Regions from separate parts of the Homo sapiens genome. Here all the other regions are linked to region 3. Evidence: chromatin loops called from intact Hi-C (ENCODE). Cell type or tissue: PC-9. All regions are shown on one strand. Links, peaks and the distances in the headings refer to the core of each region. The heading gives the core; the rest is flanking DNA.

What was found. Peaks named below come from ENCODE experiments on the same cell type or tissue, not always from the same donor. Only the 100,000 strongest peaks of a DNase experiment are listed, where the experiment ranks them.
Region 1: a loop joins it to region 3, with 3 times the contacts of the local background. A loop is called at or near these places in 9 of 110 quality-filtered maps.
Region 2: a loop joins it to region 3, with 7 times the contacts of the local background. A loop is called at or near these places in 19 of 110 quality-filtered maps.

The regions. Positions count from the first base shown.
Region 1 is chr12:47,178,726-47,189,803 of GRCh38, forward strand. The region is part of intron 2 of PCED1B (PC-esterase domain containing 1B); the gene reads left to right. It overlaps MIR4698 (microRNA 4698), which reads left to right and starts at 9,087; the gene lies at 9,087-9,166. In PC-9, for the core only: no CTCF peak of the experiment used is centred there; DNase peaks (open chromatin) are centred at 3,536 and 6,276; H3K27ac peaks cover 2,794 bases.
Region 2 is chr12:47,647,059-47,658,136 of GRCh38, forward strand. No RefSeq gene overlaps it. Among named protein-coding and RNA genes, the nearest start is that of RPAP3, 53 kb to the right of the region's middle. In PC-9, for the core only: CTCF peaks have their summits at 4,750 (motif pointing right) and 4,951; no DNase peak of the experiment used is centred there; H3K4me3 peaks cover 273 bases.
Region 3 is chr12:47,027,593-47,038,670 of GRCh38, forward strand. No RefSeq gene overlaps it. Among named protein-coding and RNA genes, the nearest start is that of PCED1B, 46 kb to the right of the region's middle. In PC-9, for the core only: a CTCF peak has its summit at 5,176 (motif pointing right); DNase peaks (open chromatin) are centred at 5,169, 6,399 and 6,809; H3K4me3 peaks cover 1,304 bases; H3K27ac peaks cover 3,143 bases.

The sequences.
Region 1 (11,078 bases), core at 1,489-9,488, 150 kb after region 3:
GCATGGTGGTGAGCACCTGTAATCCCAGCTACTCAGGAGGCTGAGGCAGGAGAACTGCTTGAACTCAGGAGGTGGAGGTTGCAGTGAGCCGTGATCACGCCACTGCACTCCAGCCTGGGCGACAGAGTGAGACTCCATCTCAAAAAAAAAAAAAAAAAGAAAAGAAAATTGGGATGAGACTCCAAATGTACCAGTGTCATGAACGTAAGATTGATTATCTTCATGCTGAATGTATAAAAATGCATTACTATTGTTTACAACAGGCCCTGAGGCAATTGTCTATCATTTTTAACTTTGAAAAGTAATTACATAAATTTGTGTCTAGATTATACAAATTGCGAATTGGAGCATTACCATAATTTGCCTTAATTTGCTTTGTAAAAAGCCCAATTATCTACTGTGAGGTTGCAACCACAATTTAGAACTAGCAACTAATCTCCACCTTCCCCTTCTCTGCTTCTGATCTTCTACATCTCTGAAAGGCTCATACAAGACCTTCTGTGCCAATGTTATTTAGTTTCAATTAAGAAAACTAATATGGAGCTTAAACTACGGAGGTCTGTTCTCAAAGATGACACAAGGGAACATCAAAGCTCATCAGAACATCTGGACATACTAGCTGAGGGGGAGATTTTCATAAAGCTTTTCTATCAAATGCAAAAATTGCACCAATATAATCATTCATCCTCTCAGAGTCTGCTTCTTTCTTCTTTAAATTTGAAGCCTCAATTAATTGGAAATGTGGACCATTCTGGCGAAATAATATTTCCAGTTAATCAACTTTCCTTTTAAAATGCAGTATTTTGTCAGCATATTTCTAAATACTTTAAAAAACAACTGCTCTGGTTTAAGAGGTACAGTTTCATTGTGACACAACTAATATTATGTTGATGATTACAGACCTCACGATGCCTCTGCTTCATAATTCTGAACATCACTTCTCATTTTTCCAGTACCAAACATAGTATTTTCATTCATTTATTTATTCATCAATCCATTTAAGAAATCTTGACTGAATGCCTACCCTTTGTCAGGTACTCTTCTAGAGACTGAGGGTACAGCAGAGGCAAAACAGACCATAATCTCTTCTTCTACTGAGATTAAATTTTAGGTCAATATTATATATATATTGACATGTATATATCAATATGTCAGTGTCATATATATGTGAAATAAGACATTGGGTTGACTTATACTAGCAGTTAATTTTTTTCTTCAACTTTTATTTTAAGTTCCAGGGTACATGTGCAGGATGTGCAGGTTTGTTACATATGCAAACATGTACCATGGTGGTTTGCTACACAGATCAACCCATCACCCAGGTATTAAGCCCAGCATTCATTAGCTGTTCTTCCTGATCTTCTCTCTCCTCACACCCCCCAACAGGCCCCAGTGTGTGGTGTTCCTCACTATGTGTCTATGTGTTCTCATCGTTCACCTCCCACTTGTAAGTGAGAACATGCAGTGTTTGGTTTTCTGTTCCCGTGTTAGTTTGCTGAGGATAATGGCTTCCAGCTCCATCCATGCCCTTGCAAAGGACATGATCTCATTCCTTTTTATGACTGCATAGTATTCCATGGTGTATATGCCTGCACACCTACAACCATCTGATCTTTGGCAAACCTGACAAAAACAAGCAATGGAGAAAGGATTCCCTATTTACTAAATAGTGCTGGGAGAGCTGGCTAGCCATGTGCAGAAAATTGAAACTAGACTCCTTCCTTACACCTTATACAAAAATTAACTCAAGATGGATTAAAGACTTCAATATAAAACCCAAAACTATAAAAACCATTTGGGACATAGGCATGGGCAAAGATTTCATGACAAAAATGCCAAAAGCAAGAGCAACAAAAACAAAAATAGACAAATGGAATCTAGTTAAATAAAGAGCTTCTGCACCGCAAAAGAAACCATCATTAGAGTGAACAGACAACCTATAGAATGGGAGAACATTTTTGCAATCTACCCATCTGACAAATGTCTAATATCCAGAGTCTACAAGGAACTTAAACAAATTTATGAGAAAAAAAAATTAAAACGTGGGCAAAGGACATGAACAGACACTTCTCAGAAGAAGACATTCATGCAGCCAACAAACATCTGGGGAAAAAAGCAGTTGATTTTTTATTAACCACTGAGGTCAACTGGTTTTTTATTCTATACTTTCATGAGAAAGTATACATATACATACATACATATATGTATGTAGTGGTTCCAGGGAGTTAGGTTCTGGTTAGTGAAGGTATTTTCAACTGTATTCTCTTTTTCTTTCTTTTTTTTTTTTTGAGACAAAGTCTCACTCTGTAAGTGCAGTGGCACAATCATGGCTCACTACAGCCTCAACCTCCCGGACTCAGGTGATCCCCCACCTCAGCCTCCTGGGTAGCTGGGACTACAGGTGCTTGCTGCCACGCCTGGCTCATTATTTGTATTTTTTGTAGAGATGGGGTTTCACCATATTGCCCAGGCTGGTCTTGAACTCCTGGCCTCAAGCAATCCTCCCACCTCAGTCTCTCAAAATGCTGGCACTATACACATTAGCCACTGCGCTTGGCCTTAACAGTATTTTCTTGATACATATTTCAGTGCATTATTTTCTAATATATATTAGAAAGAATATTAGAATGAGATAGATTCTTTCATTATTTTTTTTTTTTTGAGATGGATTTTCACTCTTGTTGCCCAGGCTGGAGTGCAATGGTGCAATCTTAGCTCACTGCAACCTCCCAGGTTCAAGTGATTCTCCTGCCTCAGCCTCCCGACTAGCTGGGATTACAAGTGTGCACCACCATGCCTGGCTAATTTTCTTTTTATTTTTAGTAGAGACAGAGTTTCACCATGTTGGCCAGGCAGGTCTTGAACTCCCAACCTCAGGTGATCTGCCTGCCTTGGCCTCCCAAAGTGCTGGGATTACAGGCATGAGTGACCCCACCTGGCCGAGATAGATTCTTTCTAATATATATTAGAAAGAATACTGGCTTTCTAAATTATTTTAAATTCAGAACATTTTTCTTCTCAGTCTAATTTATCTCCTCTACTGAAAAAAAAAAAGTAAAACAATTCAACTTTTTGTCAGTACTAAACAGAGGACAACACATCATTACCAACCATCACAACCTTCTGTGATTCCAATCCTGTCAAAAGAAACATCCTGTAATTTCCTCCTTCAAAATCAGAACTAAACCCAACAAGATCAGTGCAGAAGTGCATTCTAATAATAGTCCACTCCTATTACTAATGGAAAGGCTGAAGGCTTCACAAACCTTTTCAAAGAGCACTTTGATGTAATTTTGAAGTCACAAACAGTTCTGTTTCTCTAAGCAGGCATTTTTCAGAGGACTGCGTCCAGTTAGAAATCCTAAAACTGAAGAGCACCAGTGAAACTTGAAGATGGTTCAGAAAAGAACAGCTGAAATGACTGAAAGCCTGGGAGATCCTTCTAGTGAGGGGGTGCTAGAGGAACCAAATGTATTTACCTGATTTGGTTAGATAAGAAAGAGAGAGGACCTAGAAGAATTCACTGTGAGTCACTGTAAGCAATAGACCTACAGTATTGAGAGAGCTAGAGTGATAAGAATACTACTGCCCTGGCACGGTTGCTCAGCCTGTAATCCCAGCACGTTGGGAGGCTGAGGCAGGCGGATCACAAGGTCAGGCCTTTGAGACCAGCCAAACAACATGGTGAAACACCATGTCTACTAAAAATACAAAAATTAGCTGGGCGTGGTGGCACGTGCCTGTAATCCTAGCTACTCAGGAGGCTGAGGCATGAGAATCACTTGAATCTGGGAGGTGGAGATTGCAGTGAGCCGAGATCACGCCACTGCACTCCAACCTGGGTGACAGAGCGAGACTCCATCTCAAAAAAAAAAAGAAAAAAAAAGAATACTACTATGTTGAGTGCTTTATACCTATTATCTTTTTAACAGCCTTCCAGTAACTCAGGAGGCAGATTATTAGTGCTATTACTCCCATTGCACAGTTGACGAAAACTGTGGCTTAAGTAATTTGCACAAGACCACATAGCTAGTAACAGTTGAGCTGCAACTTGAACTCAGGCTGACTCCAGAACCCTAGCTCTCACTCGCCACACCATACTGCCTTAAGAGCAGAAACATCCAACTGCCCATAAGGATACGCAAAAATGAGGACATATAAACAAACAATATTTTGAAACTCATCACCCCAGAGATTATAAATGCAAATGGAGTGTCTTACTGGGATAGACAGAGTTTAGTTCCACCCAACAGCTAAAAGCTAAATTAGAATGGCTTCAGGGGTCTCTCTTTTTTTTTTTGGCAATGATTCAAAGGATGATTTTTATTCTTTATACCATTTGGAAAACAGGTGACATAAAGAGGATTAACATCCTAATCAAATAACATATCTGATATCTTGGGAGTGTTAGCTACCCAATTAGGGAATGAACTTTTGCCAATTAGGGAAAAATAGAGTGCTACAATTCAGGTACTCACAAATTATAATAGGTAAACATTTATATCATAGTGATTATATATAGGTAAAGAGGTGGGCAGAATGTACATAGAAAACTTCTGAACTGTCTATCTCTTGCTGTCTAGGGATGGAATTTCTAAATATATTTTGCTCTAGTGCCTGATAGAAAATTACCTCAAGGAAGTAGAGACCTTTTGAGAAATCTAAGATAGCAATGTGCTAGTGTTTCCTAACATGTGCTCTGTGGGACACTTAAATAGGCAATGTATCTCAAAATATGCATGTTCAAAATAGAGTCCCACATATCAACATCATATTAAAGGCTCAGAGAAGTTTAACAATAAAGAAATCGATTTAACTTGGGTTAACCAGCACTTCCCAAATATACTAGCTACAGAACCATTTCTTTTTTTTTTAACACCTATATATCACCCATTGAACGGGTATTTTACTGAACACAGTACAGTAGACTGTTTAAAACTCACATCCTGGTAACTTTCACTACTTGAAATTACAAAGTGCTTTTGTTAATTGCATATTTTTGCTCAGCCATCTTAGAATTGTGTGCCACGTGAGGACAGGGACTCATCTGTATACAGACTTCCTGCACTCGTAAACTTTTTTTTATGTTTTAATAGACTTTGATTCCTTCAGTGTTCTGATAACTACAGAATCTCTGATCATGACTCCAAGGAAGACAAGGGCCCCCGCACCAGTTGGTGCTATGCTAGGCAGTGGGGATACTGCATGAACAGAACAGATATGGTTCCTGCTGAGGCAGAGCTGACATTTTATTGAGGAAAATAGACCATTAGGTACTTAAACCAGCAATAGAGAGAATATTTTTCTTTTTCTTCTTTTCTTTTTCTTTTTTGTAGAGAAAGGGTCTCCCTATGTTGCCTAGGCTGGTCTTGAACTCCTGGGCTAAAGCGATTCTCCCACCTTGGCCCTCCCAAAGTGCTGGGATTGCACCGCACCAGGCCAAGAATATTTTCCATTGTAAATGTATAAATTAGTAAATGAAGTTTACCTCAATCCCATGTGTGTTTTAGTTGGTGTGAGCTGTACCTTGCATGCTTACCCTCTGGCTACTTGCAAGAGGCAGGCTGGAGACAGTGGTGTGCTGGTAAACGACCAGCTGGGGAAGGGGAGGTGGTTTGATTTATAGCATTTGCAGATTTCCATGATGCAAATACTCCCGCCACATTGGATTTCAAACCATCCAGGTGATGCCAAGTAGCTTCCTGGAAATTTAACCATCTGCTCTCGGTAACTGCTGCCAGCAGCTCCAGCACACACCACTGGTTCTAGCCCTTCAAAGCAAGTTTAGCTAGCATTCTTCTCATCACAGACTTTTGAGTTTCACAAGCTAAGTAAAAGAATTTTTAAAAATTAGAGAAAGACTTTCTGAAATCTTTTTTCTTCCCTTCCTTCCTTCCTTTTTCCCTTCCCTTTTTCCTTCCTTCTTTTACCAAAGACACTAAAAAAAAAAAAAAATTACAATCTACAAATACCGTCATTTCATAAAAGAAAGGATATTTTAATTTTTTAAAAGTGGGAATAACATAATTTCAGAACAAAGATTAGTCCTTTAAATTTAATGAATCCAGATCTATGAAAATTTTATTACCTTACTTATTTTTCTAATTTTATTATGAACTAGGGAAAGTTTTGTGTATGCATTGGAATGTTTTTGGCTACAGGTGAAAGAAACCTGGCAGAGGTTAAGTAACCTGGAGTTATTTTTCTTACCTAGCAAGAGGTCTAGAGGTGAGTGGTTGCTGGCAGTAGTTCAACTGTGTAGTAATGCTGTCAGACTCCTTCTTTTTCCCTAGCTTTCCTTTCCACCAGCTTTAGCTTGTAAACTTGTTTCCTCATGTTTGTAGCCTCATAGTCACAAGATGTTGCTGCATCTCCAGGTAGATGAAAGGCAGGAGCAAAAGGCCTTTATATGGATTGAACTGTGTCCCCAAAAAAGATATGTTGATATCCTAACCCAGATACCTGCAAATGTGGCCTTATTTGGAATGCAAATGTAATTAGTTAAGATGAGGTCATATTGAACCAGGGTGGGCCCTAATCCAATAACTGATGTCCTTACAAAAAGAAAAAACAGAGACAGACACAAGAAGAGAACGCTATGTGAAGGCAGAGACACACACAGAGGGAAGACAGCCCTGTGAAGAAGGAGGCAGAAGTTGAAGTATTGAAGCTGCAAGCCGAGGAATGCCAAGTATTGCTGGTGTAGGAGAGGAAAATAATTACCTTTTCTGTACCCATCCTAGGTTCTCCAGCTAGGGAAAATTAGACTGCATATTAGAGTGGCCCGGCACGGTGGCTCACACCTGTAATCCCAGCACTTTGGAAGGCTGACGGGGGTGGATCACTTAAGGCCAGCAGTTCGAGACCAGCCTGGCCAACATGTTGAAACCCCATCTCTACTGAAAATACAAAGATTAGCTGGGCTTGGTGGCAGGCACCTGTAATCCCAACTATGCAGGAGGCTGAGGCAGCAGAACTGCTTGAACCTGGGAGGTGGAGGTTGCAGTGAGCTGAAATCGTGGTACTACTACTCCAGCTTGGGCAACAGCAGAGCTAGACTCAGTCTCAAAAAAAAAAAAAGACTGTATATTAGACTGACAAAAGACAGATTAACAAGAGAAAAACAAACAAGTTTATTGAAATATGCATTGCACATACACATAGGAGTATTCAGTAATAAGTAATTCAAAGGAGTGGTTAGAACTTGAACTTAGTCTGGTGCAGTGGCTCACACCTGTAATCCCAGCACTTTGGGAGGCCAAGGTGGGCGGATCACGAGGTCAAGAGTTTGAGACCAGCCTGACCAACATGGTGAAACCCCATCTCTACTAAAAATAACAAAATTAGCCAGATGTGGTGGCACGCCCCTGTAATCCCAGCTACTCAGGAGACTGAGGCAGGAGAACTGCTTGAACCCAGGGGGCAGGGGTTGCAGTGAGCCAAGATCGCGCCCCTGCACTCCAGCCTGGGTGACAGAGTGAGACTCCGTCTAAAAAAAAAGAAAAAAAAAAAGAACTTGAACTTACATAGAATTGAGCAAAGAACAATAATTTTGTAGAGAAGTGGCAAGACAAAGGAAAATGACTTTGAGCTTCTAGGGGCAGCAAATTGTGGGAAGGCAAATATATGGGGAAACTTATGGTAGATGAGGGCTAGTTAATACGTTTTGTTTTTGTAGATTCCTCTGGATGACATCTTGTCTCCAGTGATAAGGTGTTGTCCCTTTATGTTATCCCTTTACTGGTAGGGGGGTAGAGGGGGGCACTTTCACAAGGGGAGCTTATGTTCTGTTTTCAGGCAGATAGGAGGCGGACAGAGATCTCATCCTGGGTCTGCTTTTTCTCAGTTGCCTTCAAGTCAAAATAATCCATATGCCAGAGTGGCATATTGTGGGGTGGCATAATCCAAACCCCTTCATTGGCAAGCATCAGAAGCCAGGAAGAGACAAGAAAAGGTTTTTTCCCCTACAGCTTTCAGAAGGAGCATGGCCCTGCTGACACCTTATTTCAGTCTGAGGGCCTTCAGAATTGTGAGATACTACATTTCTGTTGTAATCTACCCAGTTTGTGATACTTCGTGATGGCAGCCCAAGGAAATTAACACAGCACAAAATCTTGTCTTTACTTAGGATATCTCCAGCTGATTTCTTTTTATATCCTATTGGCCAGAACAAGGTCAAATGCCCAAACCAAGAACAACCAATTGATAAAGGGAAGGAGATTTCCATGACTGGTTAGGCCTATCCTGGAGTCGGGGACCACTCTCCTTGGAAGCAAAGATCTCTCCTTACCACCTGAACACACTGAAAGAAGGGAAAATGGCTCTTGGGGAGGTAGTGGGTAGTGCCTATCACACTTGAAGGTGGACCACTGTGCTGCTCTGTGGACTTTAGAAATGCTGCCCTACTTAACAGTGTTTGAGATTCATCTCAAAACAGATCTTTACCTTCTCCAGAAGCACTCAGGAGTTTAGGTGAAAGATCCAGGTGGATAGCTCCAGGGTAAGAAGTTAGAAATGCTGACACTATGTGAGAGATAGTGTTCATAGGGAGAGACCATGGGATCTTACCTAAAACCAAGAAATGGGTGGTAAATGTAGTGAAAAGGAAGCACCAGGAAATTGGAAATCTCAGGGAGGAGAAAAGGCAGGTGAAATGATCTGGTACTGATGAAAATCCCCCATCTCTACATCAAGGGGATTATTAACTCAGTTTCAAAAATAGAGAACAAGAGAGAAAAAGAGAAACAGGGATGCTGTTTTAACTATAGGCAGCAGTATATAGTAAGACATATTTTTAATCTTTTATCAGTGAAAGTGTAAACAGTTAAATCCAGCACTAAATAATAAATGTGTCAATATTTTAAAATATATTTTTTCATAGCTAAAATTAGAACTAAACATGCTAATGAACTCAGCACCAAGGGCTGGAGGTGATGGAGAGAACATTTCATCTCCCAGGCAACTCCCAACTCTGCAAGTTCTAGAATTCCTAAACATTAAATTTTCTTCATTGAAGACATATTTGGGAACTATAGCTTCATCATAAGGCAGCCAAGTCTTGTGATATATGGGTTAAAGGAAAGTTATGCTTCTCCTGGGGTCTTCCTCTACATTTCCACCTAGACGGGCCTGGGTCAAAATGTAGAGGAAGACCCCAGAAGGAGCAAAACTTTCACCTGCGCCTCTTCCACCTGGGTCTGTCCTTTATCCTACCAGCTCCAAGAACAGGATTGTAATTGGTCACCTGATCTACCTGCATCTTCCTGACTGCAACAAGTTCTTTGCCCTATAGCTGCTTTATTTCCACAGTTTGTCTTACCTGGAAGCACCTCTTCCTTCTTGGAGTCCCTTCTGTTCCCCAGACATACCTCTGTCATGGCACCATAGCATTTTGTGGCTTTTAAAAATTACATGTCTTATCTCCCCTTACTAAGGACTTTGGGGACAGTGATCTTGCCTTAGTTGTCTTTGGGTTCCCAGCATCTAACACCATTGGGGTCTCTTAAATGTTGGATGAATAAATAAATTATTAAAGGCTAATCTCAGGGGGGAATAGAATATGTCATAAATTCCTCAGCTGGAACTCATAGGGATCAATGATGTCCCACACAAAAGCCCTATAGGGACAAGAATTCAGGAAGGGTGTTAGCTGCAAATCTTCCTGGCCTATGGAGAAGCATGGAATATACTGTGAGCCATATATGTCCCTGAAGCTAATCTAATCTATCTCAATGAAATTATATGCTTAGGTATTGTCATCTCAGTTTCTAATGTGTAACTTTTGCTTTCCTTGGAAATTGAAAGGATTTGAGCCATTTCTTAGGTAGTTTCAGGACGATACTGCTTCTCAGAGTTAAGGACTTCCTTTTTTCAATGTGTACCTGAACATCCAGAAGTTAAAAACAAGAGTAGCAGAGTCTTGCAGATGCAAACATAGTACAGAAGTTCTCATCCATCGCCCAAATTGAAACGTGCAATGTAAGCTGTAGCCATCCAGTTCCACTGCAGTGCTGGAGCAGAGGAGCAAGGGAGTTGGGATGAATGTGAAGAACTCAGAGGACCATTGGGAGCATATTCATTTCACTCATTCTCCGTAAAAAACAGGCATGTTGCTGGTAACCTGGACTTTTTCCAACCCTGGCTACACAGTTGCTGGATTTAGGTGCCAGACTCCTGTTGCTTCTTATTGCAAAATGCCCCCACATGGCATTTTGCCCCATTTTCATTTCTGCTTCTGATTAGGTCACTGTGAACTTTCTCTCCATGTTTACTCAAAGTACCAGAAATATGTAGGGACAGCCTCCACTTATCTCGAGATTTCCTGCTGTTCATGATTCAGCTCACTTTGCTGTTCTTTTTCATTTCCTCTATCTTACATTTTGATTGTTTTTTATCTTCTTTTTCTTCAGCTTTATTGCTTGTTTCATTGGTTCTTAGCCCAGTGTCTGAAAGTGACCCTGAGAAGTTGTCTAAGCAGAAAAGCATGCATTGTGTTTTTAGATTGTTCAAGACAGGGCCGCCATTACCCCATTGGATGCCTTTGTGCAAAGTGGAAAAATGTGTCCTTTTCTCTGAGGAGATGCAGCCCTACACTAGGGTGCATGGCTTGGTTAGCAGAAGGCAGACTGATTTCAAAATCCAGTCTATTGTGCATTCTTGTGCCGTGAATGGAGAGGTGCAGCCCTGTTTAGAGAAGAGCCTGTAATCTTGCTTAAATAAGTCACTACAGCAACTATTATCTCACAGTGAAAATGTTCCTCTTTAAAGGCCGCTAAATAAATGAATGACCTTGGACATACATTTATTTCCTCACTTTTCAGTAGTTTACAAGATCCCTGAACACCATTCAAGGCTTATATTAGTGGCTTTCTGCTACCGCTAACATCAAATCCAAAACACCATGGACTTACTTGCAAGGTCTTATTTGCACTTTCAGCATAGCACCATGGACTTATTAGCACACTTTAGTGTTATATTACCATCTCACACTTGTCTTCATTTCAGCAAACAATTAATAAACATGGACTAGGAGCCAAACTCTTGAAGCACAACTTTCGTTTATCACCAGCTTCGCATTT
Region 2 (11,078 bases), core at 1,290-9,289, 620 kb after region 3:
AAGACCACAGTAATCTCTCCTTTATCCTAATTCTTAATTCATTTAACACATATTTGTCTTGTTTCCTTTTTATTAGCCTTATGACCCCACTTACAGGTTTTAAGCAATGATGGCTTTTAAAATTTCTGTTTTACCACCAATGCCCAGTATTATATTAAATATTCATTATTTGATTGATAAAAATAATTTAATTTTTATGAATTTATAATATGACCCCACTCCTACAATTCAGATTCAGTTTTTATGTTTTAATGTAGTGGACCAATGAATACATCATGAAATTCACAATGCACCACCCTATTATACATGACAGCTTCTTGGGAATAAGAGGTAAAAAATTTCACATCCAAGTACCAAAATGGAAAGCACAGAGCCATCTCATGCCTGAAAATCCTGTCTTAGACTTCTCAGAAACACAAACATTTTAAACTCAGCCCAGGCAAATTAGATCAAAGCTAATAATGTAGTCCTTTAAAAAATGACCCATTGCTCCAAGCTAAGTAAAAAGCATATCAGATCTATGAAAAGTAATTATACATGAAAATGAGATTCTTTGCTTTCCTTCTAACAAGTGTTAAAGGTAATGTAATTAAAATCAACATTGATCACTATATTTATGGAAATCTTAGTCCTGAATTCAGGTCATTTACAGTTAGTTGAGCTGACCTATTAACAAGATCTTTGAAGTTTCTCTAAGGAGCCTCATTGCCTTACACGATTTTCCTTGCTTCTGAATTTCCACCAGGCTTAGGTTCAAAATCCTCTGGTGGTTAATGCTGTCATGTGGTTGGTTGGTGAAAACTTTGTTCTGCTTCTTTGTCAAATACAAGGACAAATCAAGTGTAATGAAAAGTGAGATGGCAAACATGCAGTGTAGCTTGACTTGATAACATTTCAGATTGTAAGGGCTGATATTCACCTGAGAGACTTTATACCCAATTTGAACATTTTGACTGACTTACTCTGATTATCCAAATCAAGCATTCTCGGATGGAAAAAGTGGTAAGGTGAGTAAAAAAGGACAAAATCGAATTCCAGGTACCCACTGCAACAGACATGAGAAAACAAAATTAAAGCCAACATTTGGGGAATCAGAAGCATTCTTTTTATTCCTGTGTTTCCTGGATTTTCTTTTTCCATTGGGAAGATCCTCCCATTGTTCTAGGAAACACAGTTTGTTTTGGTTAAGCAGATCTAAGGTAAATGCTTACTCACTCTTTCAGGTCAGGGAAGTCCTGAAAGCAGGGAGTAATCCACATGCACAGGCTTCAGACTCAGATGCTGACCCAGTCTTCACCAAGTGCGTAGTGAAGCTCTGCAGAGACTGTTAGAGGATGAGAACTGGTTTTCACTTTATCTGGCTTAGGCCAACTGGTGGAGAATTCTGGGCTTAAGGAGGGGCACTTTTGCAAAGAAGTACAGCCACTGGACTCCAGGAGCAGGGGTGCCTGGTTTTAAAGTTCATTTGTGTCCCATAAGGCCCCAGTGGTATCTTCAAGTATATGGTAAAGTATTGTTAAACTGTGCCTTCTAGTATCAGCTGTGTTTGGAAGGCTAACGGAAGGGACTGCATCCATGCCTGGTGTTAAGCAGGCCTGGGGTGGAGAGGAAGCCTAGAAACGAGGCTACAACCACAGCAGGGAAGCCTGGGCAGCTGCCCACAGGAGAGCTGACAGGGAACAGTATGGCTGGATTTGTGTGTGTGTGTAAACACTCCCTAGGTAGGTGTTGCTGGGACCCAACAAAGACTGATATCTTCTAGTGACACAAGAAAGAGGCTCAGGTTATGTTTTCCAGCATCAATGGGACAGATGACCCTCTAAAGCTAGAGCCCTTGAGGATATCCTGATGGTAGTTACAGAAGTTCATTTGAATCTGGTTCTTTATTTTTGCTTCTGCCCTTCCAGCAAATTGCGGGCTTCAGATGGCTTTGCTATTTGGTTTGCGGTGGGAGTTAAAGGCACATGGTAGCTGCCTTGCAACATCCTACTGAACCCTACCCTCCATTAAGCTCAATCTATCACTGAGGTAACAATAACCAGAGCCATAAGTTATGATTACCTAGTACTGAGTCTACTCAGGAAAACCTCTATGTCAAATTTATCAGCCTGGGATCTCAGCCTCTCCAGCCCCAACTAAGGCAAAACTCTGAGCCTGTGGGAGGTAAAAAGACTATCTATACCTACTTTCTTTATGCTTCATGTCCCCGGTTAAATCATCCTTTTTCACTTCTGACTTAACCTAAACCCTATCTTGGCTTTTGCCTCCCGAGGCCTGCTTTTAGTTTCCTTCAGGATCCTCCTCTCCAAAGCATGGGACTGATAAAATAAAATCGTCTTTGTTAATGGACAAATTAGCTCATATGTTACTATTTTCAAATTATAGTAATACCTGGGCTAAGTTTAAAATGTTTGTGTCTCTAAGAAGTCTAGGACAGGATTTTCAGGCATTCTGACAAGCCAGGAGGGAAACGTATTTGGCAGGAACCCTCTGGCACTTTGAGGTTGCTGGCTAGTTCAGGGCCAGAGGTGAGGACATTATGATAAAGTCTGTAACCATGCAGAGCTTCCACTACTGCCAGACTCTATGGATAATACTGCCCCAGGTCTTGAATTGTAGGATGTTAGGGTTAAAATAAGGTTGATAGCAACTTTATTTTATTATTTTATTTTACATTTTACTTTTATTTTTTTATTTTATTTAATTTAATTTCATTTTTCATTTTGAGACAGAGTCTCGCTCTGCCACCCAGGTTAAGAGTGCAGTGGTGTGATCTCAGCTCACTGCAACCTCCACCTCCCAGGCTCAAGAGATTCTCCTTCCTCAGCCTCCCGAGTAGCTGAAACTACAGGTGCGTGTCACCACACCCAGCTAATTTTTGTGTATTTCATTGAGACGGGGTTTCACTATGTTGGCCAGGCTGCAGTGGTGTGATCTCAGCTCACTGCAACCTCTACCTCCCAGGTTCAAGAGATTCTCCTTCCTCAGCCTCCCGAGTAGATGAAACTACAGGTGCGTGTCACCACACCCAGCTAATTTTTGTATATTTAGTTGAGATGGGGTTTCACTATGTTGGCCAGGCTGGTCTCGAACTTCTGACCTCAAGTGATCCACCTGCCTCAGCCTCCCAAAGTGCTAGGCTTACAGACGTGAGCCACCACACCCAGCCAGGTAGCAACTTCAGCTGGAAAAAAACACTGCCATCTCAGTCAACTCTATTTATTGTTGGACAGAATTGTGAGTGAGTCCTTTCCTTTGGTCTTTTCACCATCCTCATAAACTAATACCTGCCCAGTGAGCAATACCTCATCACAGATAATTCAAAGATGTTTAGCACTCACAAAAGGCTTGGTACAAAGTGTAGAAAAGACATAACTGAACATGGCATAATCTTTGAGAAATCAAATCAATGACCACAAAACTATGACACTTCTTGGTGTCAACTTGGCTTTTTGCCATTGCAAGTGTGCTACTTCATCATAATTCAGGGTCTGTGTTGACTTAATAGTTAAATATAGTTTTTCTCTGATGTTACAGAAATGCATATTCAATTATCCAAGTGAGACTAAACAAAATCACTGTATTTTACCACTTAAAGAGGCCTCATAAAGTAAACATCAAAATGACTCACTGATGTTAGAAACTGAGAAGGGGAAGTAGAAGAAAAGCAGGTATCTCTGTAGGCCAGTAAAGCCGACCTGAATATTACACACAAACAGCATTGCCCACCATGTCCATGCACACACACACCCCCCTCTCTCAAGGAAGAACAGCCCTTTCTGCACATTCCTTTCTAAATGCATTTTTGTGACACCTCCTCTTCAAAATTTAGTCAATATTTAGCTTAAATCTAGGTCTCATGCACTGAAGTACTGAGGGGAGGAAAAATGCTGCCCACACACTCCCCCACAAGTCCCTAGAAAGACCTTGTGACACATTAGGAAGGGGGCTGTCCTTGATGTAGGAAGATGGGAGTTCTGACCTAGCCATAGTTAGGCACTGACTTTGAGGTATGCTCCCTGTCTGGACACTCCACCATGATTCCACAGCTTCCCTACGTGACCGTGGCCCAGGACTGTCAGGCTACAGGACAGAGTAAATCCAATGTCTCATAACAGGGCCCAAATAAGCACTGACATCCCTTCCTGTCTGCCAACTACTCAAGCCAACCACCACAGTGACTGGCACAGAGAAGGCCACCAGGACCTGTATGCTGGCTGAATGAACTTGCCGTAACAAACTGTCTGCCGTACTCCCTCCTTTCACTATATCCTCCTCCCAGGTTTCAATACTGAACAACATGATCAAAGATTACATCTTCATTTTTGCTATATGCACTAGAAGGAGACTTTTACAGATACTAAGCAGTCAAAATCTTTTTTTGTTTGAGACAGGGTCTCACTCTATTGCTCAGGCTGGAGTGCAGTGGTGCAATCTCAGCTCACTGCAACCTCTGCCTCCCAGGCTCAAGTGATTTTCGTGCCTCAGCCTTCGGAGTTGCTGGGAATACAGGCATGCACCACCATGCCCAGCTAATTTTCTGTATTTTAGTAGTGATGGGGTTTTGCCATGTTGCCCAGATTGGTCTCGAACTCCTGAGCTCAGGCAATCTGCCCGCCTTGGCCTCCCAAACTGCTAGGATTACAGGCGTGAGCCACCGCGCCTGGCCGAAAATCTTAAGAAATTAAAATTCACTTTCATTTTTATTCCTATCAGAATGCTTTCTGCCACATGCATACTGTTATTTTCTGAACATCCAGTAGGTGGTAGTAATACCGAAGAAATGCCAGCTGCCAGCCTGCCTTCTCCAGCCGCTGTGCTCTTGTGTTATCCTGACAGTGGCTCAGCAACCACTGCAGTGTACGAGGAAGAATATGAGCGTCTAAGTCAGACTAGCTTCTGCTTGACCCCCAGCTTCACAGGAAAACCTATTCTGCATGTTTCTAGGATTGAGATAATATATGCAAAACCCTTGGTAAAGTGCCTGCCACACAGTAGGATGTATATAAATATTAGCTAATATTAGTCTATTTGAACTGCCATGAACAAGGGAGTTCCACATGAGAAACAGAACATTATAACCCTATTCCTTTTTACATTCATTTGGTATTCAAAAAACATTTTGGGGAGGAACACTCTGAACACAATCCTATAAAAGGGAATTAAAATAATCCTCATTGATGATGAAAAGGTCTTTAAATGTTCAGACAAGTGCTTTCAGCCAAACTTAAGGCTTCATCTGGATACTTCATTCTCATTCTATACTGCCTGCATTCGTTCCTTTATCTAGCAAACATTTATTAACTTCATATTACGTGCTAAGTACTGTACTTTGGAGATCAACTCTTTAAAATACACTGCACATTTATAATCCCACTGATAGGCAGACCAATTCTAGTTTTCATGTCTCTTAGTTCAGGAGGCTATTTTAAGAATACCATACACTGGGTGGCTTAAACAAGAAACATTTATTTCTCACAGTTCTGGACACTGATAAGTCCATGATCAAGAAGCCAGCAGACCTGGTGTTTGGTGAGGGCCCTCTTCCTGGTTTGCAGATGGCTGTTGTCTCACTGTATCCTCACGTGGCAGAGGACAGAGACAGACAGAAAAAGAGCCAGAGAGAACGGGGGTGGGGTGGGGGAAGAAGCAGCTCTTTCCTGTTCCTTTTTAATAAGGGTAGTAATCCCAGCATGAGGGCTCCACCCTCATGGCCCAGTTACCTCCCAAAGGCCCCGTCTCCACATACCATCACAGTGGGGATTAGGATTTCAACATATGGATTTTGGGTAGGACACAACATTCAGTCTGTAGCACCACTGAATCCACACTCAATGGTTTGCAGTGCTAGGGGTTTACTCAGTAAAGTCCACATCATTACTGGATTCCATAAGAGGGGACCTGATAGAGGTTACTGGAAACAGCACAGAGTCTGAGTTATGTCATTATTGACATAACTTTGGGCATGTAATTTAACCTTTTCAGCTCTTTGTTTTCCTATCCAAGTAACAGCTGCTCTAAATATCTCACTGAACACAGTTGCAAGGGTCAAATAAGATAAACTGAAAATGTCAAGAAGGGTCAGGCATGGTGGCTCACCCCTGAAATCCCAGCACTTTGGGAGGCTGAGGCAGGCAGATCACCTGAGGTCAGAAGTTCGAGACCAGCCTGGCCAACATGGTAAAACCCCGTCTCTACTAAAAATACAAAAAATAGTTGGGCGTGGTGGTGCACACCTGTAATCCCAGCTACTCAGGAGGCTGAGACAGGAAAATTGCTTGAACCCAGGAGGCAGAGGTTGCAGTGAGCTGAGATTGTGCCACTGCACTCCAGGCCTGGCAATAGAGCAAGACTCTGTCTCAAAAAAAAAAAAAAAAAAAAAAAAAACAAGTCAAGAAAACTATACAGCTCAGAGCACTTTGTTGTGATAAAAGCTCATCTTCTATTGCTCTTACTGGGACAGAGTTCCAGAAGTATTCTAAATGGTATTGCAAATTCTGTTCTAGTACAGGATCGATGGTATGACGGAGTCATCTATTTTCGTGTATTTCCACTACTCTGGTTACAGAATGGTTTTAGTTTTCCTTTTATAATATCAAATTAATTTACAATCAAATTAATTTATAACTTTTGCCTGGTGTTCATGGACAATGCATGGCCACAACAGTCTCCAGCTTTACTCGCTTTTCATTCAGTGAACATTTAGCAAGTGCCTCCTCAGTGCTCTGCCCGGAGCCCACTGGTCTCCATCCCGAGGTGGCAGAAACTAACTGCAGCGACTCATTCCTCAAAGAGAACCAGCCAAGGATCAGAAGAACGTTTGATATATTTCAGTAACTTGTTAGTAGCGGAGAATATTTTATCATTGATGACAGTTTTATATGTTTTTTAATATTTCTTATGGCCTATGCTCAACCCTTATTAATCTGCTTGTTTCATCCTGATTTCATCGGTTTCATCCACCCAAAGGATGCCCCTAGTTTTATAAAACATTTTCCCCCACGATCAGCTTCAGGATCATCATGAATGTGTTCACTGGCTTGGGTGATCTGAAATGTCAATAAAGCAAGCTATAAGTGGTAGGTTAAAATAGACCCCAGGACTCAGGCATATCTTCCTCATTTACACTATTCTCTGAAGAGATAGTAAACCAATAGAAAGATTCTAGTGAGGCCCAAATATTTAGTTTTACCCATGTCAACTGCCTGAGTGCCTGCACTCTTTATCTTCTTTTCCTCTGACCTCTCACGTTGGTATTTCGACAGCATGAAGTTTAAATGCTGAAGTGTCACATAAAATTTAAGAATCTTTAAGAGACAAACCAAATAACAATTCTACCACTGTTCTCCATCCCAAGATCTCTCCTGAGTGAACAGGTCTGGGCTTTGATGTGCCATTCAAGAAAGGTGCCACAGCAATTCCCATCCTACTATTCTGCTATCCATCTGTATCTCTCAGAAGTTAAGATGGATCCTGTTAAGAGAAGCCATCAACCCTCCTCCACCTAAACCAGATCTGACCCATCCTTCTAGGCCTCCTCAGACCCCACCTCTTCCATGCCACCTTCCCTGTCTGTTCCCCAGACCACCACCTCCAGAATCATCAAACCCCTGATTGAGCCTTTCATCACTCACAGTCTTACTTCTTTGCAGTTATCAGCCCAGCACCAGTACTGCAAAAGCACAGTACTGATTCCATAAGCCACAAGGGAAATGTCTCCTACCTCCCATTTGACTGGCTGCTTGTGATCACAGAAGTCAAACACACTGAAGGAGGGTCTTCTACTTAGGTACACTACCCACATACCTGGATCCTGGGATAGGCATCCAGGATTGCAGATTCCAGGTGAACCCAAGGCCAAGCCCTCTGGAAGCCCCTGCAGTGTTAACCACAGCCTCCTCCAGAGCTGCATTCAGCAGGACACCAGAGCAGGGCTTCATACACACATAAACCTTGGGTCTGTTATTGTTGTTTGGTGTTTTGTCTATTATAAAATATAAATGGATATTCTAAATTTGTTTTAGTCTATTTGGGCTACAGTAACAAATTACCATAAACTGGGTAGCTTATAAATAACAAAAATTTATTTCTCACCATTCTAGAGAATGGGAAGTCAAACATCATGGCAGATTTGATGTCTAGTGAGGGTTAATAATCTTCTTGCTATAACCTCCCATGGGAGAAGGGACAAGGTAGCTCTCTGGGGCTTCTTTTTTTTTTAAATAAGGTCACTAATTCCATTCATGAGCGCTCTGACCTCATGACTTAATCATCTCCCAAAGGTCCCACCTCCTACTACCATCACACTTGGGATTAGTTTTCAACTAATGTTTAGGGAGACACAGACATTAAGACCATAGCAAAAAAATATAGTAGGTGAACAGCGTTTATTAAATAAAATTACCAAGAGGCCTTTTTTGCTTAATTCAAACTCTAATTGTAAGCATCAGCTAATGGAGGCTCCCAGATCCCTGAGGTGTTCCTACTTTAGGAGTGGTCATTTTCAGAGATGGAATGTAAGGAATTTTGTCTCCTTGCTGCTACTAGGTTAAAATTACTGCTATATAAAATTTAAAGATGTCACAAATCTTAAAAGCCTTATCGCTAGACAGGCTGCCATTAAGACTAAATTGAAGTGAAGCTATTCATCCTCATGTTTGATGGGAAATAAGTTTTAAACTTACATAAGCTCAACAAAACAATCATGTTAAAAACTTTTCAACTAAGTCTTTTTGTTGCCCCAAATTATTATTTGACAAAGTAGAATTAAACTGATTGGGATAGCCTATATCATGTGTGGCTTCATTTTTCTTCTCTTTAAGTGATTACAATGAAAAAGTCGTGAAGAGTATAATTCTCTCATGAATTAGATTTGACAGTCCTACATTAAATAACCACAGTAAGAGGAGAAACTCACTAATTCTAGCCTAATGTCATAATAATCTAGACTGATCACTCAATAAACAGCTGAGCATCTGCCATAGAGAAGGCCAATGTTAGCACTAATGACATCTAAGATGATGTCACGACCCTCCAGGAGCTTAAAATCTAGTTATGTGCACACATGAAAAATTAACAAATAAAAAACGAAGGGAAAATGTACCAGTCAACTCAAACTCTATCCCCCATGTCACCTTCCACAGTATACAGAACTGCCTACACCCCAAGGTCAAGTCAAGGTGCTCATGACTATGCTATTAATACATGGCCTTCACCTATGCTGATCCTGCCACCTGGACATCTCCTTCCCCCTGTGCACCTGGACCATCCTTCTCAAGTCTCATAGCAAATGCTGCCTCTTCCTTCCCTGTCCCACCCAGTCTGATTCAGAGCTGCCCTTTGTGCTCTTTCCAAACCTTTATTAGGGCACTCATGACACTGTGCTGTAATTGCAGATTTATTTGACTCCCCAGCTACCCTGTGTGTTACTGAAGGACAGAAGTTATGTCTGTTTTCTGATGCTTAATCCCCTACTGGGTACATTATAGACACTTAAGAAGTGTTTGAATGAATGAATGCCCAGAAGTCCTGTGGATTTTCCCACCTACATATATTTTTAAAATCCATCTTGACGGCTGGGCATGCCTATAATCCCAGCACTTTGGGAGGCCAAGACGGGGTGGATCACTTGAGGTCAGGAGTTCGAGACCAGCCTGGCCAACATTGTGAAACCCCGTTTCTACTAAAAATATAAAAATCAGCTGGGTGTGGTGGCGCATCCCTGTAATCCCAGCTACTTGGAAGGCAGAGGCTGGAGAATCGCTTGAACCCAACAGGCTGAGGCTGCAGTGAGCAAGATCGCACCATTGTACTCCAGGCTGGGTGACAGGAAGACTCTGTCTCAAAAACAAGAAATAAAAATCCATCCTGTCTTCTTTATACATCCAAAAGAATAACATAGAATGGTGGTTGGGCATGTGGCTTCTGAAATCAGACTACTTGGTACAGTAGTCTTACTGCTCCACCACCTGTTAATCAGATGTCTATGGGCAAACTATATAACCTATATATGCCTCAGTTTCCTTATCTCTAAAATGAAATCCTTGAGTGATTCTTGATCACTTTCAGAAAATTGGCCTTTTTGTCACAGCAAAGGCCTTTCATAATCTGGCTCCTACTTCTTCACCATCTCCCCACAGCCAAGCCCCAAGTACCTCCACTGCCTGCAAATCCCTAAATGTTTCCTGTTTTCATACTCCTCTGTTCCAAGCTGTTCTACCTAAACCATGCTTTCCCTGCATCTGCCTGGATTATTCTTTCTAATCCTTCATGCCTGAGACTAGATGGCTCCTCTGCAGAGATGCCTTTCTCAATCCTACCAGTTGAGCTTTGAGTCCTGCCTCTTAGACTTCTATCATTATATTTGCCACCCTTTATTATAGTTCATGTTTCTTGTCCAATTCCCCTAATAGACTGAGATACTTCAGGGTAGAGGCTGTGGCTTAGCATAGCAGCTGGCACATAATATGTGTTGCTGAATTAAGAATTAAATCCACAAATCAGAAAGCCCTTGGTCAAACAAGTTGTCCCAACATTTAACTCAGAAGATGGCCATCACAAGAAGTCTCATGAGCAGTGAGGTGTCCTGCAGGCTGTGTGCACAGGTGACATAATAAGAGCAATGCTAAAGGAAGATTTAGCTGGCAGAGGCACACAGGTGGATTATACAGGAATACAGCCAGAGAGACTCAGTAGGGGTTACTGCCATCTTCAGGACATGAGGTGACACATGGCAGACACTGCAAGGGGAAAGCCCACTGGACTTCATGAGTTAGTGACTGGATGCAGGCAAAAAGAAGTAGCGGTCAAAAATATTGCTAAGGTTGAAATTTCTGTCTGAACCAACAATGGCCACATTAAAAGAGGGGCAGTCAGGAGAGACGGCTAGAATGGGGCTGCTGGATTGCAAGGGCAATGAGCTGCTATTTACAATGTTGGGTTCTGGTCAGTAATAGCACACCAAGGAATAACAGTTAGTACAGAACCAGGGAAAAAGACTAGCACTTGGGAAAAAGGACAGCAATTAAGAAACAAATGTGGGAGTTGTTAGTAGAGGTTCTGAGTAGTCAAGCTGTCAG
Region 3 (11,078 bases), core at 971-8,970:
GTGCTATTCTCTTCATTTGGAGTATGGTAAAATATTCTTACAGCAGACATAATTTTAAGGAAAATGTATTTCCCTCAGCACTTGTAACTTTTTGTTTATTTATTTATTGGATGTTCTTGCTTTAATTTCTTTAAAAAGCAAAAGGTACGAAAATAGCCATAAAAACGATATCAAAGGGCACTTTATTTTTTGAAATGAACTAAGTGCTACATGTTACTCTACTTCATGAGTTATTGAGATTTAATCCTGGACGTGAAGTAGGGTGTGGAGAGTGATTGACTGTAGTAGAAGAAGCAATACACTTCATGGGTTGGCAGTGCTGGAATAAGATTATCTACAATTAAATGAGAAGTAAGATAGTCCAAACTGGAAACAGTGTGTGAGGTTAATCTGCATTCCTAGGTTAGACTCTGACAGATTATGAGGCTCCCCCACTTAATGCCCCTCACACTTCTCTCTCTCAATACTCATTTTGATATTTAATCTTTTGTGCAGCCAATCAATTGATTAGTAATTTGCTTGTGTACATTAAAGGCCAGGAGAAAGAAGTTGCACTATACCAAAACCATGTCCCACTTTAAAAGGTACCTAGATATAGATTGTCCAAAACATTTTTACTTAAAGTATGCTCAGGAAGTGTTGAGTAAGAGACAATATAATTGACCAACGTATGGGCATTCTTTGGAAGCCAAGGAGAGAAGAAAGCAGACGGTAACAAACGGATAAGAACCATAAGCTTTCCCCTACTATAGAAAGTCAGAAATACAGGGAGGCTGAGGCAGGAGAATTGCTTGAACCCTAGAAGCGGAGTTTGCAGTGAGCCGAGATCTTGCCACTGGACTCCATCCTGGGTGACAGAGTGAGACTCCATCTCAAAAAAAAAAAAAAGAAAGAAAGAAAGTCAGAAATGCAAATATTTATGAAGTAATGTAGAAGTTGCAGTTTTCAGAAAATGTTTAGTCTTAAAACCTTTTGCAAGACTGCAACCTTGTACATGTTTTGGCTGGATATTAGCTACTGGTACTTGAAATCTAGTCTCATCTTCCTTTGTATGCCCTCTGTATTTTAAAGACTAGACATCTAAAAACCACATTTTTTAAAGTCACTTGGAGCAAAGGTTTTAAATGTGATTTGGGTTCTGCTAATAATACGCAGTTGGCCCTTCATATCCATGGGTTCTGAATCTGTGGATTCAGCCGATTGCAGACCTAAAATAGGAAAAATAAAATTTCTCCAAGTCCAAAAGGCAAAACTTGAAATTGCCACATGCCATGTACTAGACTAAATCCATGTCAAGAAAGTAATGTTTAGATATTGCATTAGGTATTATAAGTAATCTAGATATGACTTGAAGTATATGAGAGGATGTGTGTTGGTTATATGTAAATATTATGACATTTTATATGAAGGGCTTGAGCATTCATGGATACTGGCATCCATGAGGAGTCCTGGAACCAATTGCCATGAATAGCAAGGGACAATTGTGTGTTCGTATATATCTAGAAAGTAGAATTGTGAGGAAGTCCAGCTTTGTAGCTATGAACGCTGACAAGCAAGTTTGCCAAAACATAAGTGCCTGTGGTAGCTGGACTCCAGGTTCTCATGTCTAGTTTTCAGCTTCATGAGTGTGAGCAGCTGTGATGGCAATAGCAAGAGCGGCAATGGTGGTTAAACCTGAAACCCATAGTTCGATGGTAGTCCCATAACCTTTCAATGATTTTGTAAGTGTTTAATTGTCTACATTAAATTCCCTCCTAATTGAAAAATCTAAATAGATTTATATTTCATGCCCTGAATGCTAATATGACATCCAAACAGCAACTTGAAGAAGCCCAATTTATTGAAAAAAAAAACAACCTATAATTCAACATCTGTGACTAATCAAGATATGACTAACTCTGCCATACCTCCAGTATTCAAGGTCAGGAGACAGAGTCCAAAACTGGCATTAAGGGTTACTGCAGGTCTATTTATGCTTTTGATACTTCCATATACATCCTGTGGTTTGAAGTGTGTGAGGCAGAAACTGCATTGAATAGGGTATGGGAGAAATCTATGTTTATGGAAAGAATGACCTCTGAATTAATGAAGGACCATTATAGGAAACTGTGTTTTTTACGGTCATTGGTATTCTCCTCTTCTCCCTTCATCATCTTATCTGCTAGATCTTCCTTTTCCAGACCTCTAAATGTTGAAGTATTCCAGGGTCCATACCTTGGATATCTCTCTGCACCTATACTCACTCTTTCAGTAATTGAATCTGGTTATATGGCTGTAAATGACATCCTTATGATGACGACTATAAGTCCTCAAAGTCCGACACATTCTACTTCACCACATGGTTAGTTTCTTCATGGATGAAGTTGGGAAGAGGATTGTAGGAAAAATCATATTAACTTCAGAAATGGGGCAGATAGCTGGGCATGGTGGTTCACACCTGTAATCCCAATACTTTGGGAGTCTGAGGCAGGTGGATTTCTTGAGCTCAGGAGTTCAAGACCAGTCTGGGCAACATGGTGAAACCTGTCTCTACAAAACATATGAGAGTTAGCTGGGTGTGGTGGCACATGCCTGTAGTGTCAGCTGCTCAGGAAGCTGAGGTAGGAGGATCACCTGAGCCTGGGAGGTCAAGGCTGCGGTAAGCATGATTGTACCACTGCTGCACTCCAGCCTGGGTGACAGAGTGAGACCCTGTCTCTAACAACAAAAAAGAAAATAAAGAAAAAAAAATGAAGCTGATAGAATAGAATGTAGTCATCAGATTAGAGGTCAGATGAGAGAGAGTCCTGCTAGTTTTACCATTATGTACTTGCATAATACATATTCAGTTAGGTTAAAACACTGAACTGAATCAACGAGAGGACGAAGTAATAGTTTGGATCTATGTCTCTGCCCAAATCTCATGTCAAATTTTAATCCCCAATTGGAGGTGGGGCCTTGTAGGAGGTAACTGGATCATGGGGACAGTTTCTCATGAATGGTTTAGCACCCTCCCCGTTGGTGCCATTCTTGTGATAGAGTTCTCATGAGATCTGGTTGTTTAAAAGTGTGTGGCACCTCCCCACTCTCTCTATTCCTCCTGTTCCAGCCATGTAAGACGTGCCTGCTTCCCCTTCACCTTCTGCCATGATTGTAAGTTTCCCAAGGCCTCACCAGAAGCAGAAGCCTGTATAGCCTGCAGAACCATGAGCCAATTAAACCTCTTTTCTTTATAAATTACTCAGTCTCAAGTATTTCTTTATAGCAGTGAGAGAACGGACTAATACACAAAAGTTATGCATGTGCAAAACTGAAGTCAGTATTTTGCTTTCTGCTTACTGTCTCTTTCATAACATTCTTTAGTATGTACAAAATACTGGGTTCAGGAGTCCATTGTATTCTGGCTGGCGGCCCCATAACGTTGAATTATGGCATCTTACCTATCTGCCAATTTTCTATGCTTGATTTTCTCTACCTTTGACCATCATTATACTTATCAAAATTGTGTCTATTCCTTCAGAGAACTGTTTTTGTTTAAATATCCTGAAGGAAAGCAATCCTAAAACATAGTCACTCTAAAGAATGAAACATTCTTAATAGTTTGATGTATCATTTCTCTCAGAATTTATATTTTTTACAGGGAACACTGCTTTGTGCTTTGATTTTGTGTAGGCATCATAATTGTGGAAGGCCTCTAAGAACCAAAACTGTCTACCTGATAGTCTGAACAGTGAGAACTGAAAACACATCTACATCTATATTAGCAAGACTTCGCAATTCCTCTGACTTCACCAACATAACTTTATTTTTTCAGGAGTCTTCTGCCCAGGCATATGGCTTGAATGTTCACTACAGGAACTTCCCAAAAGACTCATCCTCTCTTCAGTGGAAAACGTCAACCAACAGCTTGCACGTAAGATTCTTTGAATCCCTCGCCTTAGCCATCAGTCTTGGACTATTGTATCCTGATCCTTACCCAATCCTGAACCCCATTTTTAAAGACCCACCTGAAATCACACTTTCATTTTCCAATAAGTTGGGGTTTCTTCCCCCCACTCGGAAACAATCCCAAAGTTTGTGAGGTGGTGCCCACCCTTACCAAGGTAAGTAATAAACTATGGTTTGTCTTGTCAGTGGGTTATGTTGGGGTCAGTGGTTAAGCTCTTTGGGGAACCAGCTTTTGACAGCTCCAAAATCTTGCATTCAGAAGTCTGTAACTATTGAAAGGAGAAGTCTGTACCTGTGAACCAAAAACATGTGAGACAGGTCTCAATCAATTTAGAAAGTTTATTTTGCCAAGGCTAAGGACACACTTGTGACACAACCTTGGGAGGTCCAGGTGACAGGTGCCCAAGGTGGTTGGGGTACAGCTTGGTTTTATAGATTTTAGGGAGACATGAGACATCAATCAATATGTGTAAGATGTACATTGGCTCAGTCTGGAAAGGCGGGATAACTTGTATAGGGGGCTTCCAGATCATACGTAGATAGGAGACAAATGGTTGCATTCTTTTGAGTCTTTGATCAGCCTTTCACTGAATACACAATCTGCATGTGAGACTCGGGTAGAGGAATAGTTACTTAAGCCTTAGTCTGGCTCAATGAATCTGTATTTTATAGGTGAAGGAGGTATATAGCTTTTAAAAATCTTTGTAGTTATCTTACTTAGAAATAAAATGGGAGGCAGGTTTGCCTGATGAAGTTTCCAGCTTGACTTTTCTTTTTGGCTTAGTGATTGGGGTCCTGAGATTTATTTTCCTTTCACAACCTTAAAATCATCAGACACTGCATAAATGTGAAGGCCTAGGCTGATTTTTTTTTGAACTGGATATTATGAAAGATACAAAGGTTGAGGCTATAAACTTCAAAGCTGCCAGGATAGACTAAAACTTCATAACCAATCCACAAGATGCCAGCATTCCATCAGTGCTCAAAAATCCAAGAACGCACATGGGTCATTACAGTGTTCATGTTATTTGAAAGGAAATGCAAATATGGTAACATTTCATTTGGAAAAAGAAAAAGAATATATATGAACTACCACAAGTTTTCCAATATCTGTCTTTAAACTCCTAAGAGCTAATATGTAACAAATTTAAAGAGAGAATATTTGGTGAGAGAAGGTGGGGGTTTTCCTATTCAGCTTAATGGTAATTTTTAGAATTTCCTATTCAAGAAGCCACTAGATGGCCCTAAAGCCCACCTTTATCAAAACACACACACAGAGAGCTGGCAAGACGAAGAAGAAAAAAATTTAGCCATTTGCTCATAAGTTAAAACTGAAAAAAGATAATTCATACAAAGACATAAGGTCTATCCTGTGTTTACTTAAGGTTTTAAGAAAATCAAGTTTTGCTACAAAACTTGGAGCATTTTTCTTTCTGGGAACATATAAGTACATATCATAATAACCAACTTCTCTACAACATGCATGATTTTTGATGGTGCTAATATACTAGTGGTTAGATTTTCCAAGATTGATCGAATTATTAGAGCTTCTAAGCAGAAATTACATAGTAAAGAAATCCAATACATAAGAAATAGTGAACTTGAGTGAGATTACAACTCAGCTGAGTTGTTTGATCAGCATAAGAAACAGTACTACACAGCCTCTTTCACAACCATGTGCTGACATAGTGCACAGAGTGTTCCTGGCTCCCGTGGCCTCCCGTATCCTACCCTGGCACTTCCATTCCTCACTGGTTCCTGCGTTTCTGTCTGCCGCTCTGCAGGGACAAGGACTGTGGCTCTCTTGTGCAAGGTTACCTCTCCATCACCTATTGTAACTGGTCATTGGAGCATTTCTGGCATGCCAGTGCCAACTATAGTGTGCTTAAAACATATCCACCAAAGTTTTACACCGTACTTAGAAGTGTTCCATGTTATTTGTATTTAGAGCTATAAATCAGTTGATTTATTCAAATCAGAAATACAAATGAGATAAAGGGACAAAGTTCCACAATTCTGCTGATTCAAAGTAAAAATAAGGTATTAGTCCAGGTAGAGTGGAAAGCACAAATTCATCAGCAGTAACAAGTGGAAGCCAGGCGTGTCCATGAGAACAGTGGAAGTCTCCTGGGAATTAGGAGACATCTTGGAGAAGACAGTGGGTTTTTCCACAGGGCATAAAATGGGTATTCAAGCCAATCTGATTAAAATCTTCAGAGGCAAAAGACCCTAGCAGACCCAAAGTTATTATATAAGCATTTTAAAATAGAAACTGCATAGAGAAGTGGCAGCTGAAATACAAATGACAAAAAGCCTTTGGGTAAATTGGCTCAGGAGCTTTGTGATGCTAAAGAAAATGGAATCAGCCACAGGCAACAGAGAAGGCAGATGGGGAAAGACACAGTCCTGAGGAATAACCTTTGCAAGCACATCTGCGACGTGACACAGCCACTGAACATTCCCTGAATACAGCCGATAAGATCAAGAGCGAGCATTTCTTAATCAGTCATTGCTCTAGAGTCTTCAACACAAATGCCTAGATTTTTCTGGTAAAAGAAAAGCTCATTCCATGAGTGAGCAGCAAGTTAATAAGGAGAGAAAAATTATCCTGCCCTTTTCTCTGTTTTGTTTTTCCTATCACTCCTTCTCCTATTAAGGTTAATTTTATGTTTGAGAAGAGCATGTGTTTTCATTATCAGGAAAAAAATGTCTGTTTTTAAAATGTATTAGCATATTTTATTTGTTTTTGTCATAATGCACCCAGAAATAAAAGAAACCACAAAAGTCCATGTGATGACTCATGAGTTTTTATTTCTCTTGGGTATACCTGGTTTCCTTACAGGAGCGTCACCCTTCTCCTGACTGAACCAGACACCTGGGGAAATCTTTCCATAGCACTGGTTTCTGATTTGCAAGTTCACTCATCACAATTTATCAAATGAAGTGGGTTCACTCATCTAACTTCTACTGAATGCCTAGTATATGCTGTAGATATAGAAATAAATAAGCCCAAAGTCCTACCTACAAAAAAGTCATGACTACTAAAAAAGAAATAAAACTGTGATTATAAGATACTGTGGTAAATGTTGCAATTAAGGTTCACATCGTGTAAAGCTTTGGGCTGCATGCTATATTTATTTCTCAGGAATCCATTCCAAGGCAAGAAAACCCAACCAATACTCAGCTAAACAAAAAGACATTTATTTGTCTCAGACAACACAAAAGCCAGGGAGGTAGGCAGTCCAGGGCTGGGAAAATAGCTCCCTAATGTATCAGGGACCCAGGCTCGTCTGTCTTTACCACTCCTTCACCACCATCCTTGGCTTGGAGGCATTTGTCTTCATATTTGCTGCCTTGTGGTTGTAAGGTGGCTGCTACATTTTGAAACATCACATCTGTTCATGTTCCAGGCAGGGAGAAGGGGGAAGAACAAAGGGCAAAATGAGTCATGTTAGCCCATTTTTTGCTTTTTTATCAGGAAAACAAAAAATTTCCCAGAGACCCCAGCACATAGACATTGTTTTATCTTATCCGTCAGAGCTGTGTCACAAAGCCACCCTGGCCAGAAGGTGGCTAGCGAAAAGCGGGCATGGGATAGGAATTAGGCTGGCGGACCCACAGCGTGAGACACTAATGTACCCCACATGCTCCTGTTGCTATCTTCTACCCATTTGAACAACTACTGTCCTCTCTATTCTGCATGCTGGCTAGGAGAGCCTAGGCAACAAACAGTCCACAGGTATGCCTATGGTTACTGCTATTTCAACAGAGTTCACTGGAGTAAGATGATGAGGGAGGAAGTTCATCTTTTTGAGGATTTACCCCCTGTTTACATTCAGTCTTTCCATGTTGAACTAGAAATTCAAAGAGGAGGCATCATGTCTCCTTAAATATATATATCTTTCCCCTCTTTGGAGATCAGGATCTGTTTTAGACTGTGGGGAATTCAGTAGCCCCAACTCTGTTTTCAGGTGAGGTAACTGAAACCTCCCTGCTTCAGCAGTGCGATTCCCACTACCTGTTTACAAGAGAACTGAATATCCCCTCCCCTAGGGATCCTCTGCTGGAACTCCGATTACCCCATAAGTTGCTGTTAAATCAGTGAATGGCATTCATTAGGCACATATCATGTGACAAGCAGTGTATCATATTCCTCTAATTCTTCAAAAACAACTTTATGAGAGAGGTACTAACGTCATCTATTTAACCATGAGGAAGTCAAAGCACACAGAAGTTAAGTCATTTGTCCAAGGTTACATGGCTAATATGCAGTGAGGCAGGGATTCAAACCCAGGCAGTTGGCTTCTTATGGAGAACTGGGCAAGGGATCTTAGTACTAAATCAGCTAACCTCATCTAGTGGAAATGTCATTCTCAGAGTTCTTCAGGCTGCAGACACCAGGCTTCTGTAACTAGCTCTAGGTCAGTTTGGAAAGGTGCATGGTAAACACCAATAATTTAGGAATATAAGGCAGCTTAAGATTTTAATTCATTCATTCTTCAATAAATATTTATTGAACCCCTGAAACGTGCTAGGTTTCACTCCATGGCCTGGGGATTCAACTATGGGCAAGAGAGCATGGTCCCTTACCTGAAAGTTTACTGTTTCTAGGGAAGACAAGGAATTAAGTAAAATTTGATGAGTAATATACTGAGAAAAATTCAAGGTACTATACAAGTGTATTATAGAAGACATTCGTATTTTGGGGGTGGAGGTGGGGAGTTTGTCGGGGAGTGCTTTTTTTTTTTTTTTTTTTTTTTTTTAGGCAGAGTCTCACTCTGTTACCCAGGCTGGAGTGCAGTGGTGCAATCTTGGCTCACTGCAGCCTCCATCTACTGGGTTCAAGCGATTCTCTTGCCTCAGCCTCTCAAGTAGCTGGGATTACAAGTGCGCACCACCATGCCTAGTTAATTTTTGTATTTTTAGTAGAGATGGGGTTTCACCATGTTGGCCAGGCTGGTCTCGAACTCCTGACCCCAAGTCATCTGCCCGCTTCAGCCTCCCAAACTGCTGGGATTACAGGCATAAGCCACCACGCCAGGCCATCAGGGAGTACTTCTAAGAGGAAGTAACATTTGAGTTCTCTGATATGTTGCAGTTAGCCAGACAAAGATCCTGACTGGAAAGATTCTGACTGGAAAGAAGAGGTATGGGTGTTTGTGTAGTTCTAGAGCGGGGAAAACCTAGTTTGTTGAAGAACTGGAATGAATTGCAAAACCCCCTGAAGTAAAAGATACCTGAAGAGGTGGGCAGAAGTGGAGTCATGAAGAGCTCTGTGACCTTCTAAGCCAACTTAAAGTCAAGTATTTTGTTTATGGATTTAATTTTTTTTACAGTTATAATCACAATGTCCCCAGTAAAGAAACCATAATATAGCTCATGTTGTTTTTGTTCTTAATTAGCTTGTTAACTTCATGGTACATTGACCACTTAAAAATGAGATTTATTCTTCTCATTAACTTTAAAATGTTTGGAAATGAATTGCTTAATATCAGAAAACATTTCTTATGCTTTTTGAGAGAGGAAAATAGGTGAGCGTCTATTTATTATCTGGTGATGTCTATGTGCTGGAGTCTTGGTTCTCCCTATTTCATGATTCCTGATAAAAGACTTATGCCTCCGTTCTTGTAGCCCATTCAGAGACCAGGTTTAGGCGTGAGTGCCACCAAACAAATTAGAGTTTTTGCCAGAGTATGGAATTCCAAGTCTTATTTTCAGGCCCCTAGGCATCTGTGCCAATTGTGTGAGTTGCACTAACGACTAGTAAGTGAGTGGTCATTGCTCTGCTAAATCTTGGATATACAAATTTAGGGGGTCTCAACACATGAACAGGATGGGGAACAGGCAGAGAGGCAAAGCTGTGTTTGTGAGGAACCAAGAGAGGCAAGGCTTGATTCCTGAGTTGTTTGGATATATGCTGTCCAGAAAGTGGGGTGAATATAGTACCCCATCCTGAGGAGATTGGAGCTCTGTGCAGCCAAGAGAAATGGCCCCATAACAGGTAGCCAGAAGCTCAGGGCTCTCTATTCACAGCCAGAATAGAGGCTGTCACAATCCTGGGGAAATTTGTTGATTTCTTTATTCATTCATCCAATAAATATGCCATAGAGACAGGGCAGTAAAACACACAATGACAACAACAAAACAGACAGAAAACTCTGCCTTCATGAAACTTATACTCTAGTGATGCAGATAGAATCCAGTAATATGTAGTGAAAAAAAAAATTCATGACCACACTGGGTTTACTCCAAGAATGCAATTTTGTATTTTGGTCTTATGTGAAAAAATCAGTCAAAGAATGAAAGAGAATAATTACATGTCACTTCAATAGTTGCACAAAAAAAATTAGTAAAATTCAATACCCAAGCATGATTTGAAAAAACAAACACTCTTAGCAAACTCGAACTATAAGGGAATTTTCTTAACCTAATTAAGGATATTTACAAAAGAACCTTTGATGAATATCATGCTTAATAGTAAAATGTTGAAAGCTTTCTTTTTAGGATTTATAACAAGACAAGCATTGTCTTTTATTACTACTTTTATTCAATGTGCAAAATTGAAGGACACCGAAGGCCCTGGCCAGTGCAGTATGAAAGAAAAATAAATAAATGACAAAGTTATTGGAAATAAAGAAATAAAACATCATTATTCACAAATATGATTATATCTGTGGAAAACTGTGTGAAAATAAATAAAATTTAAAAGCTCTTGGAACCCTGAAAATATTTTAGGCTTTGAGAGATATGTGACTGTGATCTGAATCACATGTAGTTACAACCTCTATTCTCAGATTATAGATTAACCTGCTTTCTTGTTTTTCTTGTTCTGTGCAATGACTAGAGAGAATTAAACAATGCCAAAGACAAAACCTCCTGCCTTCTTCATTAATGACCCTTGTTATAGATTAACTTCCCCATTTTTGTCTTGATTTGCTAGATAAGATGACAGAAAACTCATGACTATTACTCCCTCTGGAAAAAAAAAAAAGAAAGAAAGAAAAAAAAAAGTTAAATGTACCCTTCCCAGAATAAACACAGCCTATAACCAATCAAATTGCTGTAACTATGCACCAACCTTATATGGAAAAATGTTGTAATCCTCCTAAAAACTCCCTGTCTCTGCCTACATAAATGAAACCTTAAGTTCC